Linked DNA regions of Homo sapiens: region 2 is linked to region 1. The links are chromatin contacts, found by Hi-C or POLR2A ChIA-PET in ENCODE. All regions are on one chromosome and are shown on one strand. The core of a region is the stretch at or near the end of the contact, and the rest is flanking DNA. Distances in the headings are between cores, read along the strand shown. Region 1 overlaps FGD3 (FYVE, RhoGEF and PH domain containing 3). Region 2 holds the start of WNK2 (WNK lysine deficient protein kinase 2).

What was found. Hi-C counts contacts between places; a loop is a spot of excess contacts on that map. ChIA-PET counts read pairs that join two places held with the same protein, here RNA polymerase II (POLR2A). Pooled maps may share reads with other maps.
Region 2: a loop to region 1 is called in a pooled map, with 6 times the contacts of the local background. The contact joins the promoter of WNK2 here to the enhancer-like site in region 1. A Hi-C loop is called at or near these places in 1 of 168 maps with a recorded cell type or tissue (DLD1) and 4 of 50 pooled maps. POLR2A ChIA-PET finds 5 or more read pairs at or near these places in 1 of 52 experiments (activated CD4-positive, alpha-beta T cell).

What each region holds. Positions count from the first base shown.
Region 1 is chr9:93,001,456-93,006,167 of GRCh38, reverse strand. It overlaps FGD3 (FYVE, RhoGEF and PH domain containing 3), which reads right to left. Exons shown (of 18, transcript NM_001083536.2): 4 at 3,154-3,243; 5 at 2,031-2,167; 6 at 1-144. Among named protein-coding and RNA genes, the nearest start is that of SUSD3, 55 kb to the left of the region's middle. RefSeq lists a silencer at 2,107-2,401. Within about 2 kb of position 2,292, at least 10 of the 41 ENCODE cell types and tissues checked have a DNase peak (open chromatin) inside an H3K27ac peak, as active enhancers do.
Region 2 is chr9:93,181,796-93,186,507 of GRCh38, reverse strand. WNK2 (WNK lysine deficient protein kinase 2) reads right to left here and starts at 2,369. Exons shown (of 30, transcript NM_006648.4): 1 at 2,123-2,369; 2 at 898-1,580. The coding sequence starts at 1,578. RefSeq lists an enhancer at 1-331.

The sequences.
Region 1 (4,712 bases), core at 1,043-3,542:
ACGACGTCTTTAAACAGTGGGGAGCGCTGGGTCCACGTGCTCACCAGCCCTACGGCTCGGTCAAAGTTCTTGACATACTCGCCGTACATCTTCAGGAATGGGGCCAGCTTCTGCAGGATGTCCCCGAGCCGTGGGTTTGTGTCCCTTCGTGGAGAAATGAATCATCAGAGAAATAGCTGGGTGCAATGGGGACTCTGAGGTTAGTGGACATGAACTCCACCAGGGGGGTGTGGGGTGGAGGCCAGCTCTGTGTGATGGTGAGCAAATTGGTCACCCTCTCTGAGCCTTAGCTTCCTCCCCTATGTCATGTAGAGTAGAAAATAGTAACTGGGCAATTAAATGAAAGATGCCTGTAAAACAGTTAAAAGTCCAAGCTGCAAGCTTAGAACCAGTGACCCAGACACAGGAGATAGCAGTAGTAGCAGAATCGCTTGAATGATGAACCACAGTTATCAAAGAGAACCAACAAAATACCATTATGCTCCTTTTAAATGGGCAAAGATTAGAAACAATGGTTCTATCCAATGCTGGTGAAGTCCTGGGGAAAGTAGCTCTTTGTAGTACTGATAATGAAAAAAGCTGCTTTGGACAGAGATTTGCAAATAATTTTCAAGAAACAGAAAAATATACTAATCGTCTTTGACCTTAGGACTGTTTCAAAAAGAAAGAAAAAAGCCACAGGCACAAAGCCATCACTAAGGCATGACTGTGAACTGCACTTATACATTTAATTTAAAGGTCCAGGCTGGGTGTGGTGGCTCATGCCTGTAATCCAGCACTTGGGAGGCTGAGATGGGCAGATCACAAGGTCAGGAGATCGAGACCATCCTGGCCAACACGGTGAAACCCCGTCTCTACTTAAAAAAAAATACAAATAATTAGCCGGGTGTGGTGGCGGGCGCCTGCAGTCCCAGCTACTTGGGAGGCTGAGGCAGGGGAATGGTGTGAACCCAGGAGGCAGAGCTTGCAGTGAGCTGAGATCACGCCACTGCACTCCAGCCTGGGCAACAGAGTGAGACTCTGTTTAAAAAAAAAAAATGTCCAAAGGGCAGGGTGGCTAAGTCATTGGACCCCTGTGCTGTTATAAAAGTTGCAGAGGAGGTCACACATGCACTCATGAGTTAGCAGTCTCCAGGGCCTTGCAGGAGAAAACCTGTCTCTACCAAGCATGGATTTTTGTCAGCCAGAAGGCTGCATCCAGTCCTGACTGCCTCGGGGACACAATGTAAACCTGTTCGGCAGCTGGACCATGTCCTTGTACAGATTTATAAATTGACATAGCCCCTCCCTGAGCAACAGGTGAAGGGACTCCCCCTGGCCTCCCATTCCAGTCAAGCCTCTGTGGTCTCCTGGGTTGCAGCTTGGAGAACGGGCTGGTGGGACACAGAAGGGCCAGGCTCCTGATGCAGAGGGAAGCCGGGCCTGCGAAGGGCACAGGCAGTAGAGACCCTAAGTCAAACAGCAGCGGCACCCAGAATGAGGGGAAACGCAACACGCAACGTGGGGAACTGATGAGTCTGGGGGCCAGCCTGGGATGTTTCATGAATTGTGACTTGCACTGAGCTGTCCCTCTGCTAATGAACAGAAGCAGCAGTGGGACAGAGGGACAGGCCACAGGGACAGCAGGAGGAGGATCTGAGGTCCACTGTTGAGAGGGAAAAACAGCATTTTTAAAACAAAGGTGGAGTATAAGCTAGGAGGGAAAAGAAAACCAACTAGCACTATCCACTGTGTGGTGTTTCCAGATGTCAAACCTCATTTTAGTTTCAGAGCCCCAAGTGGGGCGTTAAAAGCCCTTCATTCCGCATCATCTGCTTTCTCAGGAACTAAGCCTTGGAGACCGTAAGTGGCTGGTCAAGGTCACCAACCAGGAAGGGGTGGAGTCTGGATCGGACCCAGGACCGTGCAGAGAAGGGAGGCGCCCAGCCACCATGAGACAGTCCCCCAGCACTTGCCTCGCTCTCAGGCACATGAACCCTGGTCTAGAGAACACTTGAGGGGCCCCATGGGCATGCGCAGATGGTACTCACCACTCCTCCGTGATCCGCGTCTTCAGCTCCGGCAGCAGGAACTGCCCGTGGAAGCGGTGGATGGAGGAGATGTTAGAGAATATGCCCATGATGACTTCTGGAGGGATCCCCGCATCCGTCAGCCTGGTGCAGAAAACCTGAGCATAGAGAAGCCCACGTGTGGCCAGTGAGCCTCTTCCACTGAGCACAGTTGCCGCCCCGCTTCGGCCACAGGTGAGGGCGCTCGGGAGGGGCCGCTGCTGCCACCTTGTGTTTTCTTAATGAATTTCAGAATTATTGTCCTCCCTTTTCATCCAACTGGTTCAGACAACCTCATGGTCTTAATGCAAGCTCACTTATGACTTACGAATGTGGGTGAGGCAGGGACAGTCGCCTGAGGACAGGGAATGACATCTTTCCTCAGCCACCTCTCATGCGAAATGGAAGGTTCAGACTTCCTTTTCTTTCTCGTGAGATAAAAACAGCAGCAGCACTGTCTGTCAAAACCCCAGCTTCCATGGGTGCTTTATTTCCTGTGCTCATAAACCCCACGTTGTCATGTGGATAGAGATGAGTGGCAAACCCTGTCCCAAGTACTTATGCAGAAAAACATCCAGAAGCCATTTACATGCTCAGATCATGCAGCTGCCAAGAAGAAATGTCCCACAGGTGACTTGGCAAAGCCTTCTCCTCAGAGCTACAAGCACTGAAAACAAAAAATAAGTTTCTAGGACGGGCGTGGTGGCTCACGCCTGTAATCCCAGGACTTTGGGAGGCCGAGGCTGGTGGATCACCTGAGGTCAGGAGTTCAAGACCAGCCTGACAAATATGGTGAAACCCCGTCTCTACTATAAATACAAAAATTAGCTGGGCGTGGTGGCATGTGCCTGTAGTCCCAGCTACTCGGGAGGCTGAGACAGGAGAATTGCTTGAACTGGAGAGGCGGAGGTTGCAGTGAGCCAAGATCGCGCCACTGCACTCCAGCTTGGGTGACAGAGTGAGACTTTGTCTCAAAAAAAAAAAAAAGTTTGTAGACCAGACTTAAATTTGTCTGAGTTTTAGTATTTAAGTCATTCACACTGCACCTATAATGCCCAGCCAATGCTAAGAGATACTGAAACTGCCCCCAAGCCATGTGGGCTACCTGGTCCAGCAGGTGCAGCCGCTTCACATAGGTCTCCTCGGTGTGCAGGAGCTCCTGGGCAATGTGGAGAAGCTTCTGGGGGCCAGAGTGCTGCGGAGAGAAGAGATGCAGCTCACCTGGGGAAGATGAGCCTTGGGGAATCGGCACCTAACGGGCTGCCACTGTGTGCAGGAGAACCAGGGGCCACAGGGGTGGCAGGAGGCCACTGGGGCAAGAGAAGGGGCAGGAGGGGCCACTGTGATGGCGATGTGGTGCTCAGTTCTCATAGATGGGCCTTTGACTACAGAGCAGTTGCAGCGACCACGTCAAAATATATTGCACAGTGATGTCAGCAAGATGATGGACTAAACAGCTCTCGGCCCTCCTTCTGCTCAGAGACATAAGGTTAACAACAATATATGGGCCAGAGCACCTGTGTGAGAATTCCAGAGACCAGCCGAGAAGCTACAGCACCCAAGCCATTATAAAGCCAAGAAAAGATTTCAGTAAAAGGTGTAGGGAAATTGGTGATGTTTGGCAAGCTTGTCTTAGTCCATTTTACCTGCTCTACATGCGTACCACCATGTCCAGCTAGTTTTTTTCTATTTTCGTTTTGTAGAGATGAGGTTTTGCCATGTTGCCCAGGCTGGTCTTGAACTCCTGGACTCAACCTATCTGCCCGCCTCAGCCTCCCAAAATGCTGGGATTACAGGTGTGAGCCACCGTGCCTGGCCTCCTCCTGTTTTTGACATTGGGCAGGCTAACAAACCTCTGTAAGTTTCAGTGACCCCAAATGCAAAGCAGCAGCGTCACCACCTAGTACCTACATCACAGGGATGTTATGAGGATGGAGTGGAACAACACATATGAAACACTTCATGCAGGACAGGGCACAGAGTATGAGCTAATTAAAGCTGGAAATCATCACTATGGAAGTTTTCACTGAAAATGCCTGAGACTGGGTAATTTCTAAACAAAAGAAGTTTATTTCTCACACTTCTGAGGGTTGATCTCTGCTTCCAAGATGGTGGCCTGAACACTATCCCCTCACATAGTGGAAGCAGTAGAAGAGAAAAAGGGAGATGAAGGCTGTGTCTTCACATGGTGGAAGAGCAGAGAGCAAACCCATGAACTTTCTCTTTTATAAAGGCCCTAATGCTATTCATGATGGCTCTGACTTCATTACTTAATCACCTCCTGAAGGCCCTATTGTGGCAGGCCAATTCTCCCTGACAATCACATAGACAGGCCTGCATGACAGTCACACAGACAGATTTCCACAGCATGGCCTTAACATGGAGCAAGTAGTTAAACCTAGGGAAATCAGTGCCCAGACATCAAAGCTAGAAATAAAACACAGTCAGTAGGAGCCTTGCATAATCTTCTCCCTAACCTGGAGCAAGTCAAAATAATGGAAGCAGTCTTATATTCCTAGTGCCAGGACCCATCTTGGGTCAACGGAATCTGAGACAAGTCAAGGTAACAGAGGCAGCTATTTGAATAGATTCATTGGAGAGTCTAAGGCAGCTCTCCAGACCAAGCTGTAAAGAAGATAAGATAGAAATAATCACTCCAGTACC
Region 2 (4,712 bases), core at 1,120-3,619, 180 kb before region 1:
TGGCTCACGCCTGACAGCTGCCCACCTCCAAGGAGGGAGGCCTGTAAACACCCCCTGGACAGGCATGGCCTCTGCTTCCTAGGCTGTCCCAGGACAGCTAAGGTGGCTGTTTATATAATCTTGCAGGGCTGGGGCTGACACCACGGTGATGGCAGGATTATGAAAAATGCATGCCCAGAGCCTCTGCAGCCAAGAAAAACCCCCACACGCATTCTGCATGACTCGGTTTTAAGACCTCTCACACGTCCATTTTGTGAACAAATGGAGCTCTCAGAGCAGCAGAGGCGACTAACCACACTTCCAGGCCTTGCCCAGCTGTCCCCAGAGCTCTACCAGGCACCACCTCTGGGTCACAGGCCCTGGGTCAGAAGAAGTCTCTGCAGGTATCCCTGCTGGGGCAGCCACGGCTTGCTGGACACAGGAAAGTACTAATTTATGGGCAGCCCAGAGCCCCCAAAACACTCTGACTGCACACACCGGGCCTTGAAGCCTCCACACTGTTTTGCAAAGACACAACAGTCCAGACTCCCTGGGTCATTAAAGTAGGTCATCGGGACTGGAGAAGCAGCAGCCTAAGAGACACAGCCTCCGAGGCCCACTCTCCAGGACCCTCTCTACGCCCACAGCGTGCACACTTACACCAAACGCACAACAGAGGCCTGCCCTCGCCACCAGCTGACTCACAAACCGCAACCTGCGCACGGACACAGCCAGGCCCCACATGCCGTCCGCACACCTGGTATGCATCCTGCCAGCCATCCACACAGAGGGTGACACACATGGAGCCCCGCCGCCCCCAGGGCTTCTTAAGGCCAGGCGCAGGAGCAAGGACAGGCCCAAGGACGCACTCGCGGACAGACCCTGCGGAAAGCCCCCTGCGGGCTGGGGCACCCTCACCTGCAGCTCACACCAGGCCACCTCCACCCAGGTCTCCGTGTCCAGCCCCTTGTAGACCGTCTTGAAGGAACCGCGGCCCAGCTCGATGTCGAACTTGAGGAAGCGGCCGTCCAGAGAGGTGGCCACGGCCTTGAGGTCGTCCTCGTCGTCCTCCTCCTCTTCGGGCTCGTCCCGGCGAGTGCGCCCGGGCTCAGGCTTCGCCTCGGCCGCCCCCTCATCCTCCTTCCTCACGGTCGCCGCCGCCTCCTCCCTGGGGCCGCCGTCGGGGGCAGGCGCGGTTTCGACAGCGGCTGCGATGGGGTCCGGGCCGGGCTCCTGCGTGCCCACGGGCTCGGGGCCGGCGTCCGCGGGGGCTCCGGGGGCTCCCGGCTGCGCTACCAGCGCTGCGGGCGCGGGGGCGGCGGGGCGTCCGCGGGCGCGCTCCGCGATGAGGCGGCGCGTCTTGCAGAGCAGAAGCACCCGGCGCTGCAGGGGCTGCGGGGGCTGCGGGCCCGGCGCCTCGGCTGCCTCCAAGCCCGGCGGCTCCTCCTGGTCCGACTCTACCACGCTGCGCCGCAGAAAGCGCTGGGGCCCCGGCCGCGCCGCCTTCGCCCGAGGCTCCGCCATGCCCGCGGGCCCCGCGCCGCGCCCGGGCTCCATCAGCGTGCCGGGGACGTCTCGGCGGCCGCCATCGCCGTCCATCTCTGTGGGCCAAGGACACACAGGCCCGCGTGAGCGCCGGCCCTGCCGCACCTGCCCAGGCCGCCGGATGAGACAACGCCGCCCTAAGCCCGCAACCTGCCCAGCCCCGGCCGCGGAGAGAGCCTGCGGGGGCCGTCTCTGGGGGCCCTGGGAAAGGGGGGCTGCAGACGGGACCAGAGGCTTGGGTTGGGGAGGAGGGGTCCGTGCCCTGCTCAGCCCCAGGCTGCGGAGAGGGACGGGCCTGTGGTGTCCCTGGAACCCTGGGAGAGAGGACCTGCTAGGGTGTCCCTGAGGGCCCCGGAGGCCGGCAGAGGGATCTCGCGCCCTGCCCAGCCCTGGCCCAGGAGGGTTCTGCTAGGCTGTCCCGGAGGCAGCTGTAAAGGGGATAGGGAAGCCCGGGGGTGGGAGGAAGGCAGTGGCCCGGCGGCGGCTCCACAAAGGACGCGGGCCCGGGGCGCGGGAGGGGCGCGCGGGGAGGGGGCTGCAGCGCCGCGGCGCGCACACAAAGGCGGCGAGCGGCGTTGAGGGGAGGCTCGGCACTCACAGGGCGAGCGGACGCCGTCCATGCCCGCGGCCCGGCGGCCAGGGCGTGCGAGGCGGGAGAGATCACGCTTCGAGGACGGGGTCCGAGTTCCGGGCGAGGTCCGCGCTGGGGTGGGGGCCGTGGCGCCGCTCCAGCTCCTGCGCGCTGCTCTCTCGGGCCGGGCCACTGCGGGGCCGCGCTCCCGCGTGCTCCTGCCGGCTTCGCGCGGCTCCGCTCCCGCACCGGCTCCGACCCGGCGCGCGGGGAGGGCGGGGCTCCGTTCGCCCCGCCCCGGACCGGCGCAGGGGGCTGGGCCTGGCACGCCCACCTGGCTGCGGACGGGCTGGCTGACTGGCAGGCGCGCGCGGCCACCTGCGGGCCGGCTACCTGGGCTCCCACCCGCGGTTCTTTGCTCGAGGTAGCGCTCCTGTCCTCTGAAGTTCTTTGGAACGCCCCGCAGGGCTGTCAGCTGCGGAGGACCCCGTTTCTTCCTGAGAGGAGGCAGCAGGCTCAACGCCTCAGCACGCCGCAGCCCGGCGCGCTAGACCTCAAGGCCCTGTGCCAGGACAGAATGGGCAGGCTAGGAAGAAAAGGACCAGGGGTACCGCCGCCCTCGGGAGCCCAGCCTGGGGCTAAGCCTGGTGGGGCTCAGCGTGTCCTTTCCTGCCCTCACTTCACCACCAGGAACCATGAGGACCTCATCATCACCCAGGGAGGCACTGGTGATCATTATGCCCATTTCACAGTCTAGAGCAAACTGAGGCGCCAAAGGCAGAAGTTATATGCTCTAAATCCCAGAACTTTCAAGACCGAAGCTGAGCTGGAATGCCTTGGATGGGATATGGAGAGGCTTCCAGAAGCCCCTTGACCCAAAGTGTTCTTCCTTCCCACCTCTGCCAGATGCCACCTCTCCCGAGAAGTCTTCCATGATCTCTAGCTCCTTCCTCCTCTAGACCCCCACGGACAAGCCCTCTCTTGGGCGTCTCTGGCCCTAATGCAGCAGGTGACCTGTGTCAGTAACCATACTGCTAAGTTCTGAGCCCTGCTCCAGGCAATGCCCTGAGCTAACACTTCACCCTTACCCCAGCCTCCATGATCCTAGGTGAGGAAACTGAGGCACAAGGGAGATACCAGAGTATTCTCATCTCAGTCCCCATCCCACTGGGCTGGCACCCCCATCAGATACACACACACTTCCAGAGATGAAAAGATGCTTGTGGGCCTGTAGGCCTTGGAGCCCCTGGCACAAAATAACTCATGTGGCATAAAAGCCAGCAGAGGCGATATCTCACCTTCACAATGTAGAGGGAAGAATATGCCAGGCCAACTGTTACCCAGAGAAGCAGGACTTCCTGGAGCCCCGCTGGGCACTGGCACTGGCTGAAACTAATTTGTGAGGGGCAACAGTGAACATCCCTTCCCAGCTCTGGGTTCAGCAATGCCACCCTGTAGCCTGAAGTCAGCAATGCTGGGAGTATTTACACTGCGGAAATTGGCAAACACCTCAAATCAGGACTTTTCTCCCCAGAGAGCCAGTGGTTAAATAGTGTGCTAGGTGTAGGGCTATGCATTTGGCACTTGCCTGTTATTTATATAATCTAATCTACCGTGTGAGACAGGCATTCATTCCGGGGCTCAAGTCCGCTGGCATGAGCCCAGAGCTCACACGAGGAGGAGGCCAAACAGCAGACGCCAGCTCTGCAGGACAGAGAGGCCTGAGGGACAGGGATCTAAGTTGCATCTCCTGGGGCAGGAGTCTTCCAGGTAGAGGTCAGGGGTGGAAAAGGATCTTTTCTGTCTTCCCTTTGGAGGCTAAAGACCCCCCAACCTTGCCCCTAACCAGCTGAGTGAACTTGGGCAAGTCCTGGTCCTTCCTGAGCCTCAGTATCTGGCCCTGCAGAGTGGGCTGATCATCCTGACTTGCCCACCTTAAAAGGCTGCCAATTCCTTGTAGATTCAGTCAATCTAGGAAGGGCACCAAGTCCACAGACCTGTTCATGATGGGTGTGTTCAAGCCTATCCAAGGGAAAACCAGGATGGGACAGAGCTAAGCGTGTTCTGAGACCAGCACACACCTATCTGGCCTCCTCCTGCTCCCAACAGGCCACACTGGCAGTGTGTGGGCAAAATACCTGCCAGCATCGGAGAAGGTTCATCAGCACCCATGGCTGCTGCCCACCCACACTTGTACACATGCGTGGGAAAGGATGGCTACACCCACAAATCAGCAGGGAGCAGCCCAGGCTGTGGGGAGTGGGGGACAGCCTGTCCCTGAGAGAGTACTGTGTGCTCTCTGAGCCCTTGGGGTGAATTCACGCATCTCTGCTTACACACCTCCCATGGTGGAGAGCTCATTCTCTCTGCCAACCCATGACCATTAGGGTACACAGCTAAGTCAGTAGTGGACAGGTCACAGTTTCCTCTGCAAGGAATCTCAGGCTGGGCTCAGGAGCAGCTCCTGGGATCCTGGCAGATGGAGCCTGAGGGATCCTTGGACAGACCTTGGAAGTCAGGACTTCACAGCACTGGCTATATGCCCTTTGGCAGGTCACTGGATATCTCTGAGCTTCCATCTCCCTGCTGCTAAGACGGGGAGTATAAATACTGTAGT